2 separate regions of the Homo sapiens genome follow, and region 2 is linked to region 1. A link is a contact called in ENCODE Hi-C or POLR2A ChIA-PET data. All regions are on one chromosome and are shown on one strand. The core of a region is the stretch at or near the end of the contact, and the rest is flanking DNA. Distances in the headings are between cores, read along the strand shown.

Region 1 (6,943 bases), core at 2,153-4,652:
TGTCATGCTGGGCAGCCACAGCAAACAAAAAGACAAAGGGGGCCACAACCGTGGTTTTTGTTGGGGCTTCCATCTCTATGCTGTTGGGTCACATTTGTCTTCAGAAAGCAACCTCTGTCTCATCTTGGAAAAGGCGGCCTGAGATTTCACCTGGCTGGATTCTGTGTGTTGCTGAGGGAGGAGCCTCATGAATAGTCACAAAGAGTTGGGCTGACTCTAAGTAGGACATTGCAGATTATTTTTTTTTTTCAAAAGGAATCCACTGCCAGTATATCCACTTTTTCAAATTTAAATAGATTGGATTGTCAACTTGGTTTAGGCTTAGATACAACTTCCTTGGCCATGAACCAAGGGGAAAAGCATAGAGCTTTTGAGACAGAAAGATGACCATTTTCAGTTAAGGAGATGGAAGTCTGGAGTTGTGAGTCAATGCTAATCGAGGACTGAGCCAGAGGTAGAAACCCAAGTGTGCTGGCTCCCAGCCCTGTACTTCCTCTTCAAGACCATATAGACACTGAAAGATCTTCTGCCTACACTGACAATGTAAGGTCAATCCTCACCAACAATATGCTTTTTTGATACCTGGGATTGGAGAGAGGAAATATCACATTTCCAATTCAGAGCTGCTCTTTTTCTTAACCTGTATGTAAACAAATTCAACATTCAAACCAGGTGTTACCTGATAGAACAGTATTGTAGGTAGAAGCTCTTTGAGGAAAAAAAAAAAACCTCTTTACAAAGCAAGGACATAGATGACTGCAGCAGCATCTAACTAGTGGATGAAGGCAAAGGGGCAATGGGCAGCCTTTAATTATCCCAACAAGAAGTCAGTATTGATGACGTTTCATTACAAAGGAGAAAGTGGGGCTCACCTTAGGTATGAGTGCAGTCCCTTCCTTCCTTCCTTCCTTCCTTCCTTCCTTCCTTCCTTCCTTCCTTCCTTCCTTCCTTCCTTCCTTCCTTCCTTCTTCCCTCCCTCCCTCCCTCTCTCTCTCTCTTTCTCCCTTTCTCTTTCTTTCTTTTTTTCTCCCTCTCTCTCTTTCTTTCTTTCTTTGTTTCTTATTACAAATAATCTTCCTATAAGTAGGAAAGTTTGAGCAGACAAAAAGCATCAATCTGAAGTTAAAAAAAATGCATCAACCTGGAGAAATAGTCATTTTTCAAATGGCATTGCTTATCTTGGGACAACAAAAGCATCCTTCACAAATAAAGTCAGAGAGTGGTTTTAATTTACCATTTACCAATAGATTTGTATGTTCTTTTCAAGAGAAGGGGTGAGATAGACATAGTCCTGGTTTTCCTCAATGCAGGCTTAGGTACAAAGAGATGTCACTTACCCAGAGTCCATATATTGAAGTGAAAATGGAATTTCATGAAGCAAATATAGTTATAGGATGGTAACTCTGGACAAATTTTATAAAAGATGAACTCCAATTGCTTCATTTCACAGATAACAGCTCTGAGCACTAGGGAGAGAGGGAGGGATTGGCCTAGCATTTGCTTTGTGTCTTGAGCAGTCACATCTATTATGGAAGTACTCACTACTCAGCTATACTCACTCCCTGAGACAGGATGGTTGGAAAGAAACCCCACCTTAGCTTCATCATTAACCAAGAAACCCCAAGGATGCTTAGAGAAAAACTCTGGAATTATTTGGGAATTCCTGGAAGAAGCTATGCCCTCTCTCCTGCATCCCAAAGCCCACTCTACACCATCTTGAAAAATGTCAAGGAACTGCATGGATTAGGTTGACTCTGGATGACCCTGGGTAGAGACACATTCAGTTTCCTGCTGACACCGCACCAAGAAAGTGATTTGGTCAGGTGACTCTAGGAGAAATTGGTACTGATAGTATCCAAGGCAGATTTTTAAGTATCAGACTTAATACATAATGATTCTTGGGAAAGCCATTTAAATCCCTGAGACTTTAAGTGGATAAATGTAGGTAAAGTAGTATAGTACTTGGCTCATAATAATTGCTCATTCAAATTCACATGTTAGTTTTAGTTGTTTTTTTTAAATTAGAGTCCTGTGAATACATGAACCCACCCACCCACATGCAAACACAAGCAAACACACAGCCATGACCCCATGCATAAGTTTGGCTGAAGACACCCTCATGGGAACTAGTTCACTGACTTCCAAATTAAAGAGTTAAGCATTTGATTTGGTCTGTTCAACATTAGGGGTATCAGCCAGCAAAATCTGTTGAGCTTACCATTGAAAAATCCTTTCATTCATTACTGTGGTCATAATACACAGTTACCTGGCCAGGAAAGAGTACACATCACAGGGATCTGCTCACTGCACGTGTGCCTGAGCTCTCCCTCACTTTCTGCCTTCTTCAAGAATTCTTCCCTGATTGGTCCAACCAGAAGCGCTGATTCTCCCCACCTGATTTCCTGTAATTTTATAATCTATGTCCTTCACTTTTGTGTTATATTGTTTATTTCCTTTTGGTCTTTTTGTGTGCATATGTATATGTTTTGGGGAATGGGGTATTCACTTTTGTTACTCACTGTGTTACTCACTTTTGTATGCCCATAGTGCAGAGCATGGTGCCTTGTACATAGAGTATGTTCGGTAAATATGTGCAATAAAAAGTCCTTTGATTACACAATGGCTTGATATTGGCTTTTCCACTTCCCAAATGAGCCATTTCTTAACTACTGACCTAAATGGAGCTGACCCATTTCCATAAACAGCACCTCCTTGACCTTCATTGCTATAAAACCCATAACAAAACTGCCTCCTCACTTACCTCTCCTTATTGTCCACATTTCTCCTGGAAATATCTAAATGAGGGTTTGCTTTAGATCTTTGGGGAAGGAAGGCCTGTGAGTAGACAACAGTAGAACTAGGATGTGTGGGACTGTTTGGTGGTTAGCAGAACAATGCAAACTGGCTCCCCTGTCCAAAGTCAAACCGTGTGCATTCCCCACAAGTGGACACAGTGTCTTCTGTGTCTGAATTACCACAGTCATGTAGTGGCTCAGTGAGAACTCCTTGTCCCGGTCATTACAAAAATAAAACAGAAATCTCTCTGTTGCTAGGTTAGGAATTAGATCACAATTGATGCACCAGTTTATCAGCCAATTTCCTCCAAGTTCAACATCAGAACAGGCAAAAAAAAAAAGTATCAGCCTTTAAAAATCATCAACAATAGTGGCATAACCTTGCATTTTATCACCCTCCTTCCAATTATCCCAGTGCAGCAGATGCAAGCAGAGTCTCATGCAATCATCTGAGATAAGGATGAAGAACTGAAAGACAAACAAGTGACTCACTTTAATGGATTTGCTTCAGACAGGAGAAACCTGTAATTTCTCTTAGGCGTGCTTCATGGACCCATAGTGGAGTGAATCACAGACTTGCACAAGCCTTGAAACTGTGGGTAACTTTACAGTTCTCAGATCGGCTTCTCGCAACAGGCAGTCAGTTCTCACTGGGCCCCTTGGACTCCCATTTCAAAAATGGAGAAGACAGATCACAGCCACTGACCAGGGACCGTGGGAGGTGCCACGTGATGGTGAGGCATCATGCTAGGGAGCTGAGCTCTGACCTTCCTGCTGGGTGATTCTCCACCTCTGGGCTGCTAGATCTACTTCCTGGATGCCGTGAGTAGATGTCCTACACCAGCACCATTTTCCTGTTGAAGAAAGGCTTGTTTTTGCACATATTCCAGGAGGGGGAAATGCGTGATATATGATGGTATTTTCTGGAATGCTTGATTCTTCTGGAAACTTCTCTAACATGATTTAGAAATTGGCTAGCTCAAGGTTGGAGTATTTCCTAAGCCTCTTTTACGTTTGTTTTTCTTTAAGAGTTGTTTGTCAGGCTTTAATGGCTCACTCCTAGGAGTGAAAATGCAAAGTATCCTGTCAGGCAAATAAACTCACTGTCCCTGCATTGTCCCCTTGCTTGATAAATTTCAATACCTGTCTTTTAGACTGAATGTAAAGCTGGATGTTGTTTTAAAAGTGTTCTTGATTAGTTTCTTCTTTTAGTGAGCCTGAAAAAGCTATCATTGTATCAATTTAAAAAAACATTTCTCCAGTTACTGCCAAACACGTTTTTGCAAAGGCATCTTCCCTTGTTTCAAGTGGCCAATTCTATGCTACTTGAAGGTCTATATTCCTTATACTCTGAAGACAGTTGTGAGAGGTCTAAAGTGTTGCATCATTAGGTGCTGTTTATTTGTTTGTTTGTTTGTTTTTCAGTGTCAGCACATCATGAGCTTTCTTCATGGACCAGAGGCAATTGCTGGGCGTATAAATTTCTTTAAAATTTTATAAGTATCAAGATAGTTGGTGAGATATCTAGATGTCTTCTAACTCTGAAATTGTCTTCCAACTCTGAAATTATGTGATTCTTGAAACCTATCAGAATCTGAATCCAGATTCCAATTTTTAGAAGAGATGCTGGGCTACAAACAGATTGGCTGGAAGCCATCTAAAGTAGCTAAAGATGAGATGTTTCTGATTCTAATAGTTCTTTTCTATCTTTCTTTCCCCCAAGGCTCTATGTGAAGCATTTCTTCCATGGCAAGGGAGAACTCTAAGGGTAACTAAATAGATTCTGCTATGAGGGCAAGAGATACTGGGTCTTAAACACATAAACAACTCGTTTATCCATCTGATGTTATAATCAGAGTTCTAATTATACTACTGGAACAGAGGAAACAGACAGACAGTTATAGAATTAGGGGAACAACACACACACACATACACACACACACACACACACAGACGACACACCCCCCCCCCCAAAATGTGGGTCACTTAACTCTTAGGTTCCTTGCCCTCTAGTTAACCTCTTTGGATTGGTTGTTCCCATCAGACAATGGTCTGGCCTGGGAGTAAGAGGCGAATTGCCACCTTGAAGACTGGCAAAAAAGTGAGAAGAGGCACTCCCTCTCACCTTGTGGTACAGTTCCGGGGAGAGGAACCCTTTGGGAAAGTATTTCCTTGATTCACAAATATTCTTGGCCATTCACCTTAGGGTGTTTTGCATGAACAGGTTTGCGAGATCACACCTTCTGATGCATTCCTTCCTGACTGACTACACTTACAGTTCCCAGCTGACCTTTTAAAATTTTCTTTGGGAGTCCTGATGTCAGGCCGCACTCAGCGTGTTCAGACGGGTAGGGAGTACTCAGTCTGTGTGAGTCATCCCCTACAATTCCATCTGGCATGTTTCAGAAAGAAGCTCCAGTACCCAGACAGACTCACTGTAGTTTTAAATTCCAACTCATTCAGAAAATCTGCTCCAGGTACAAGCAAGATGGGACAAATAGGAGATGGTGTTTCAGAACAGCTGGGGTCATCTGGGTCTGTCTGGAGAAATAGGGTTTTATTAGTTCTGACTTATGGAGACAGTGTGGAAAAAGACACATGCATTGTTATGACACCCTCTTGTGCCCATGGCGGACATCCCTAACCTGGCATGGCATTATTTCCTGCTCAATTCTTTTTTCACATAAGGCTCCAGGCAGTACAATAAAGAGGAGGTCCACAGTAGGACTGGCATCTACTTAAGTCACCAGGTTCCAAAATCATCTAGAGTTGCAAACGTGCTCACCTGACCCTCTGAGATAGAAAAGTTGCCTCATGATTTTAAAGCAAAAACTTCAGATGCTGATGTCACTCTGCAGGAATCATTTCCCAATTCATTCACTTATACAACAAATGTTTACTGAGTGTCTATTCTGTATCTTATCCTCTGCTGGGTGCTGAGGATAGAGAAACATCAGGTGTTTACATTTTTTTGCCTATTTCACTAGGTGTGGCCTAATTTCTCTCAGGCTCTGGGGGGGAAGAGCACAAATTGTTGTGCTCTGTTGACCCATTGTGATTAGAATTTAGGCAGCGGTGTGAAAGTCGCTGATTACTGTAAACTTGATGGAGAGGTAGATCCTTAGACACATTCACCCTGGGACAATCAGGTCTAGCTGTGTTTGCCTGTAACTCTCTGAGGCCAGCAAATGTTATTTTCTTTGTAATGACCAGCAAATGTTATCTTTTTCTTTGTAATGACCATGTTAGAGCAGGGAGCCTGGCCTCCATTCAGCAGGCTTGAATTGCTTTTTAGTACTGTGTGAAAAACAAAGGTGAATTATAGTGGGTAATTAACACTTTTATAATCATGCACAGAAAGAGGCGGGTTATGGAAGTGGAGGAGAAGGAACCTGCGACGTGACTTTTTCAGGTCCCAAGAAGCTGCGTTTCTAGGTGGCTTAGTTGCTTTTATCTCTGAAATAAATCATCTTGCAGACACCTTGGGAAGGAGATGTGGAGCTGCCCTTATTGGGTGACTAGTATAGCAATTGGAGGGAATTTATAAATGACTAACCCTTTATTTACCTTCTTGCCACAGATAGCCTCAGGCAAGAGTTCTTTTGCTTCTTGTTTTCTCTTTCACTTTTTAATTCTTCATTTCTGAAACTGATTTCTTTCTTGTGGTCACCCAAGCTTTGCTGTGAATGACTTAAAGAGCTCCCATGAACATATCAGCACAGTGACGGGCATTAGGTAGATGCCCAACAAATACATGTGTAGCCTAAGTCTGGATAGATTAATGTGTTTTCCTCCAAGATAACATATTGTGATGGAATAGCAGCTTGAAACTCCTCAAGGCATTTCTGATTACTTATTTATTTTTATTTTTATTTCTTGAGACAGAGTTTCACTCTTATTGCCCAGGCTGGAGTGCAATGGTGCAATCTCAGCTCACTGCAACCTCTGCCTCCCAGGTTCAAGCGATTTGATTCTCCTGCTTCCGCCTTCCAAGTAGCTGGCATTATAGGTATGCACCACCACGCCTGGCTCATTTTTTTGTATTTAGTAGAGAGGGGGTTTCACCATGTTGGTCAGGCTGATCTCAAACTCCTGGTCTTAGGTGGTCCACCCGCCTTGGCCTCCCAAGGTGCTGGGATTATAGGCGT
Region 2 (6,943 bases), core at 2,459-4,958, 43 kb after region 1:
ACTTTTTAACCATGTAAAATGAACACATCAAGAAGAAACTAAACATGAAAATTATATATTTCAATAACATTTTAGGCTGGGTGTGGTGGCTCACACCTGTAATCCCAGCACTTTGGGAGGCCAAGGTGGGTGGATCACGAGGTCAGGGGGATCCAGACCATCCTGGCTAACACAGTGAAACCCCGTCTCTACTAAAAATACAAAAAAAAAAAAAATTAGCCGGGTGTGGTGGCAGTCACCTGTAGTCCCAGCTACTAGGGAGGCTGAGGCAGGAGAATGGTGTGAACCTGGGAGGCAGAGCTTGCAGAGATAGCGCCACTGCACTCCAGCCTGGGCGATAGAGCAAGACTCCATCTCAAAAAAAAAAAAAAAAAACAAACAAAAAAAACATTTTATATGATTCTGTGCACTTAGTCCTCAATACAACACATGAGGCAGTACTGTTATGTACAGGAAACTAAAGGCCTTTATAATTTGTCCAAATAGTAAAGCCAGTTGGTAGCAGAATTATGATTCAAACTCAGTTTGTTATAACTCTGGAATATTTCCCAAGGTCACTTTAAACTCACTAGCATTGAAACACCTAACTGGTGTTCTTTCCATTACTTCACGGCTGCCCACAGTCAGCTGTCATGGCCACCCAAGTCAAGTCTTTCCTTCACTGTGATCTGTTGTGTATATTAATAATAGTAAAATCTCCTGTACTGACAAACTGTTATGAAATGTCCTTTTCAAATTCTTTTAGAAGCTCCTTGCAGCTAGGAAAAATTAATGAGTTGCAATGTAAAACTTCCCTTAGCTATGATCTAGTACCCAAGGGTCAGGGCTGGCTTTGCAGAGGATCAGCTCTGGTAACAGGTAGAAAGTCAGAGTCATTGAACATAGATGCTGGTGGTGAGCAGCAGTGATGGTGGGAGTCTGTGGAAGTTCTCTTCCATTTGCTTCTATTTTCTCAGAGAAATAGAAGAAAGATCATTGGCTGAGAATAAGAATGGGGGAGGAAGTGTGGAATTTCAGAGGAGAAGAGAATGTGTGGAATAGTCACTTTGGAAAGCAAGGTATCTTATGACTGCTGGGCAGCATAAAGAGGCCACTTGATTTAGTGGTCACAAATTTAAAGAGATTGTAGGCAGAGAAGGTGCTGATTTGGATTTAACCAAGTTTGTGGTTTGCCAAGGAAGTGGGAGCAAATGAGAGAGGATAAGGGCATAAAGGGTGCATGCAAAGGTTGACTATGGTGTTTCAGCTGCGTAAAGAGGGGAGCGAAACCATCAAGGAACCAAGGAACAGTGAACAGTAAAGGGATTTAAGAATTGATGAATATTGGTTGTCAGTGTGGTGGAAAGACAGTTGGCATAAAGCATTAGAGGGAGTGAGCTGCAGTTAGGAGGCAGCTGGCAGAGAGTGGGATGTACACACCTGAGGCTGTGAAGGGTGCACAGCTCTGTAAAGGATGGTAATCATGAGGTCTTAGAGTATGACCATGGGGGTAGTCCAGGCGTTAAAAGTCTCAGTTACATGTATATTGAAATGACTAAGGATTAGCACCAAAATAGTAAGAAGTGACGGTGAACCATGAGTTCCTATGGAAAACAAGGAGGCAGAGGCAGAACTTGGGGGCAGCAGATGAGAGTTACAGTGAAATTCAGAATTGAAGGAAAGAGAACAGCCCAAAAGCAGCAATGGAGGTTGTGGGCAGCCAAGGAGGACACTTAGTCCCTTCCAGGTCTGGGGGAAAATCAGCCACTGCTAGAGTGGGCTGCAGGGAATGTCATGTTGGATTTAGCCAAGTTTGTGGTTTGCCAAGGAAGTGGGAGCAAATGAGAGAGGGTTAAGGGCAAAAGGGTACATGCAAAGGATTAACTATGAAGTTTCAGCTGCATAAGGAGGGGAGTGAAACCACCAAGAAGGGCAGGAGCAGTGGACAGCAACGAGATTTAAGAATCAATGAATCATGGGTGTCAGTGGGGTGGAAAGACTCCCGAGGACCTGATTTCTGTTTGAAGAACAAGAAAGTGAGAGAACATTCAGAGAAGAGATGGCAATAAGGGGGATTTGTCCTCTGTGATTTGCTAGGAATCCAAATAGCACAATGGAAGGATCTCAGAATTGGGGGAAAGGTGGAAGAGATGGACAGAATGGGGATGAGCAGACCCTCACAATGTGGGAGATGAGGGGTGGCCTTGCAGTTTGGGGCTTTTGAGGTGGTTTTCATAAACAGGAATAAAGTGAATAATGTGGATCCAAAGGAGAGGGTGGGGTGAGGCTCTGACTAGAGGGGGCCAGAGAGGGTGAGTTTCTAGAGCCCCCTCTTTACACTGATGCTGGGGGTAGGTAAGGTTGTAGGTCAACGGGAGGTGAGTTCTTAGAGCAAGTATACTAGTTCTCTCTTCCTCTGCGGGGCAGTGGGGCTTACCCTAAGGGTGTCTGTTTTCCTTGACCCCATTGTTGATGTCTTGGGAGATCTCTGGAGAAGCAGGTTGGTTGCACTTGTCTTTCTTCAGAATGATGGGGGTTGAGGGCATCATCTTGTTTCTACAACAGAAAAGTATGAAATTCAAATAGCAACACTCCAGGAAACAGTTGAGTTCCCTTAGAAAGGGCAAACCTAACTGATGGCATCTGCAGAAAAAGACAAACATTTGCATTACAGTCATAGGAAGCATTCAGAGGCACTGAGGACAATAGAATCGTGAGTTCTTTCAGTAAATTGATATTCATTGCATATCTACTATATGCCTAACACTGTTCAGGGTGCCACAGGACATGCAATAAGGCAGTGAAACCCAGTGTGTGTCCTTCAAGCAGACTCAGTTAAAAAACAGTGGAAAGTATTAGATATAAAGCCAATGCTGTCCCAAGGAACACAGGCTATCGTGGAAGCTGTTGAAATCTATCTTCTGTTGATCTAGAATTTGATTTTCATAAAGCATTAGCAAATCAAAAGCCAAAAACAAAACTGCAAACACACAGATTGATTTGTTTCTTTGTATTGTTTTCTCTTAGGCACCTTGGATTTTTAAATTTATTACTTTTTAAATGCAGATTACATATATGCTGCAACCAGAAATGCCAGCATCCCATGATGGAAGTTTTTCTTTGCATTCTTGAGAGGACTATATTGAGAACTGAGTATCTATATTTTATATTTCATTTTATTGATAATTGGAAATAGCTGAGAAGTGATAGATCAAGGATTTGAATTCATTGATTCTAAAGCCCATATGACCATATGATTTTAACTCTTATGCGATCTTTTTCTTTCCATCTAGGTCTCGCCCTGTCCTGCCTTCTCTCTTGGTACCAGTTATACTGCTGAATCACTATTAGTGATAGGGACTCATGTGGGTGGGTCATCCAGAAATGATTGTCCTATTTTAAGAACAAATTAAAAGTTGCCTCAGTTGGTGGTGTCTAACTCTTCAACTTAAAAGAGAGAAAATATTAATAGGAATCAACTCTGCTTATTTAACAGGTCAAGCTGGTCTCTGGTGTCCATGGGGACACTTCAGGAGAAACCGATTAACATTGAGATGTGTGGAAACAGGATCAATAATTTTCAGTAACTGAGGAAGATTACCAGAAGCCAAGGCGGCCTTTAACAGAGACTGTGCAGCTCTGAGCCCAGGACTGTTAAGCACTTGGCAGGCAATGGAGAAAGTCTAATTGTGGCTGACGATGAGTCATTTTACACTATTGTCACACCTCCTTTCTCCACATTCCATTTTAGGAACAGTATAACTTTCCCAGCCAGAAATTGTCTAATTTAAACCCTGACTCTTACCTGTGTGAATCAAAATGACTCAGAAAGTGCAAATAAAATAACCCTGAGGAGTCAGTGGTTGTTTCATTTTTCTCATAGCTTCTCTTCTCAGAATTGAGGCCTGTATCTTCCATGTGTATAGAAGAAACAGAAGGGCTAGAGGATTGAATCTGCATGGCAGAAAAAGAAGAAGTCTCACAGGACTAGAAGTTAGAGCATTTTTCCTGACATGAGGATATAGGGTAGATTTATGGCCAAAGTCTTAACTATATGAAAAATAGAGTAGTAAATTTTTTAAAAGGAGAGAGAACTGCTGTTTTTTAAATACAATTAAAACATGGATAAACAAAAAAGAGGGTGCATATAAGTGTGTTTGCCTGTATATATATAAACATGCATAGACACACACATATACATATACATTTTAGTCCTGTATCTTCAGATTCTCTCCCCCATTCATTCTTATGCCTTTTAAGAAATAATCATGGCATAGACTCTAAAAAGAAGACTTAATTCACAAAAACATGGGACATTGGCCTATGAAATGAAGAACAATTAGCACTGAATATTTAGACAACTCATGTGGCTTCATTTAATGCAGCATCCAACAAATACTGATGTTTACAATATTAGCTCTGAATTTCCTAGAATACAAAAATAATTTATATTTCTTATTTTTGTAAAGTACTTTCTAGTTTTGAAGGCTTTTAAATACACATTATCTCATTTGACCCCCCCAAACACTTTGTATGGTAGCCAGAGTATGAATTTTTATTTCCAGTTTATAGGTAAGGAATTGGAAATACACACATCTTAAGCGGTGCACCTGGTATCAAACGATCCTACAAATCATGTATGTTGACTCCTGATCTAATGATGGGTAGAAATATATAACACATGAGGCCGGGCGCGGTGGCTCATGCCTGTAATCCCAGCAGTTTGGGAGGCTGAGGCGGGTGGATCACCTGTGGTCAGGAGTTCGAGATAAGTCTACCCAACATGGCGAAACCCGGTCTCTACTAAAAATACAAAAACTTGGCCGGACATGGTAGCGGCGCCTGTAATCCCAGCTACTCAGGAGGCTGAGGCAGGAGAATGGCGTGAACCCGGGAGATGGAGGTTGCAGTGAGCTGAGATAGCGCCATTGCACTCCAGCCTGGGCGACAAAGCGAGACTCTGTCTCAAAAAAAGAAAAAAAAAAAAAAAGAAATATATAACACATGATTCAAAATTTTCCACCGTCGTAGTATTAAGATCACTGAAATGGTGAGAATGTAAAGGGAATAAGTGGCTTCAATTATCCAGAAAAGTTACATATGTGAAACATAATTTTGCTTAATTAGATATTGCCATACTTAAAAAATATGTTGAAATTTTTAAATGTGCAGATTATTTTTCTCTTTTTTTTTAGATTGATGGTTTTCTATTATGTCAGGAGTCTCTTTCTTATTAATAATCCATTTTCATATTGAATTTTGGCATGATTTACCAACATAGTGTAACACTTCTTTTTAATAATTGAATCATATGTAGAATCATATATATCTTTATAGAAAATTTGGGAAATACACAAAGATATTACTTAGAAAAATAAAAATTACTCACCTTCTAGAGGATAACCTCTTCATACATTTTGTTATATTTTCTATTAATTGTCATTTTATTCTTATCCAGGCATTAAAAAATACAGTTGAGGATGTACTGCATGTATAAGTTGATAATGTTTCATACATAATTTACATGCTACATAATTTATGCAGCCACACCCTTATCAGTGGATAGTTATGCTATTTTCATTTTTTGTTATTATAAATAGTACCAGGATGAGCACTGTGCAAGTTTATCATTGTTTACTTGTAATTGAGTCCTAGAAGTGGTATGACTGGGTCAAATGATGAACACATTTTCAGTCTATTGACAAGTGTTGCAATTTTTTCCAAGGAACTTACCACTAGCTGGGCAGAATGCCACATCATCCACTATGGAATTGTTTGAGTGGAATTAGTGTTGAAAGATGTATTGTTGCTGTAAAAAATTACCACAAACTTAGCAGCTTCAATCAACACAAATGTATTACCTTACACTTTGGATGTCAGAAGTCCTAAAATCAAGATGTTAGCAGGGCTGCATTCCTTCTGGATTCTTTAGGGGAGAATTGTTTCCTTGTTTTTTCCAGTATCTGGAAACTACTTGCATTCCTTGGCTGGTGGTCCCTTCCTTCATCTGCAAAGTCAGCAGTATAGCATCTTCAAATCTCTCTCTTACTCTTTAATTTCTCCTTCCATCGGCACATCTTCTTGTCTTTCTAACCTGCCTGTCTCTATCTTTTAAAGAGCCTTGCGATTACATTGGTTTTACCTGGATAATTCAGGATACTCTTCCTATCTCAATATCCTTAATCTAATGACATCTACAAAGTCTCTTTTGCCATGTAAGGTAATATATTTACAGGATCTGGGAATTAGGAAATGGACATACTTGGGAAGCCATTTTTCAGCTGACTACAATAGAAAAAACATAATTTGACTTTGTATCTTATCTTCATGACTTGCTAGTTCTGAAAAGTTTCATCAGTATTTTTTTTATGGTTGAAGAAATAAAGCAGATGGAAATACGTTTATTGACCAGGTGCTGAGGAAACCGAGGCCCAGTGAGGTCATGAGACTTCTCCAAAATCAAGTGGCTGAAAGGTGACAGGTCTGTCTGACTTCCAAGTTCATTATCTTTTTTGTTGTTTATTTGTTTTTGGTTATATTATTTTCTATTTAAAAACTAATGCTATCAATACCTACAAGGTATAACAAGTCTCTGACTTTAAAAAGTCAGCTGCTAATTCTATAATGTCATTATTGTTATAGAAGTAGCCTGTATTCATGTCAGTAATGTTGTGAGAGAGAGTCCAGGCATGCCGCTTTCCTGCAAGGCTTCAGTGACACCGTAAGTGGCTGCTAGACTCAATATATATATATTTCAGCAGATTTATCTTTATAAATCATATAGCTTTTAAGATTTGTTTACATTTAAACTTCTAGAAGAAATCTGTATTAGATTTTTGAAATCAGATTTTAATGGGCTTCATGTGTCAGGAACAGCAGTGTTTTGTAATCTCTTTTCTTTTTTTTTTTAATTGTACTTTAAGTTCTAGGGTACATGTGCACAACGTGCAGGTTTGTTACATAT

What was found. Hi-C counts contacts between places; a loop is a spot of excess contacts on that map. ChIA-PET counts read pairs that join two places held with the same protein, here RNA polymerase II (POLR2A). Pooled maps may share reads with other maps.
Region 2: a loop to region 1 is called in a map of PC-9, with 2.1 times the contacts of the local background. The contact joins the enhancer-like site here to the promoter of ADGRF4 in region 1. A Hi-C loop is called at or near these places in 6 of 168 maps with a recorded cell type or tissue (Caco-2, Calu3, MCF 10A and 3 more), 2 of 37 single-sample maps with no recorded cell type and 7 of 50 pooled maps. POLR2A ChIA-PET finds 5 or more read pairs at or near these places in 5 of 52 experiments (Caco-2, H1, MCF 10A and 2 more).

The regions. Positions count from the first base shown.
Region 1 is chr6:47,695,178-47,702,120 of GRCh38, forward strand. It overlaps ADGRF4 (adhesion G protein-coupled receptor F4), which reads left to right and starts at 3,403. Exons shown (of 10, transcript NM_153838.5): 1 at 3,403-3,617. It also overlaps the pseudogene ADGRF2P.
Region 2 is chr6:47,738,248-47,745,190 of GRCh38, forward strand. No RefSeq gene overlaps it. Among named protein-coding and RNA genes, the nearest start is that of OPN5, 40 kb to the right of the region's middle. Within about 2 kb of position 3,709, at least 4 of the 41 ENCODE cell types and tissues checked have a DNase peak (open chromatin) inside an H3K27ac peak, as active enhancers do; they include PC-3 and PC-9, where a contact is called at or near this core.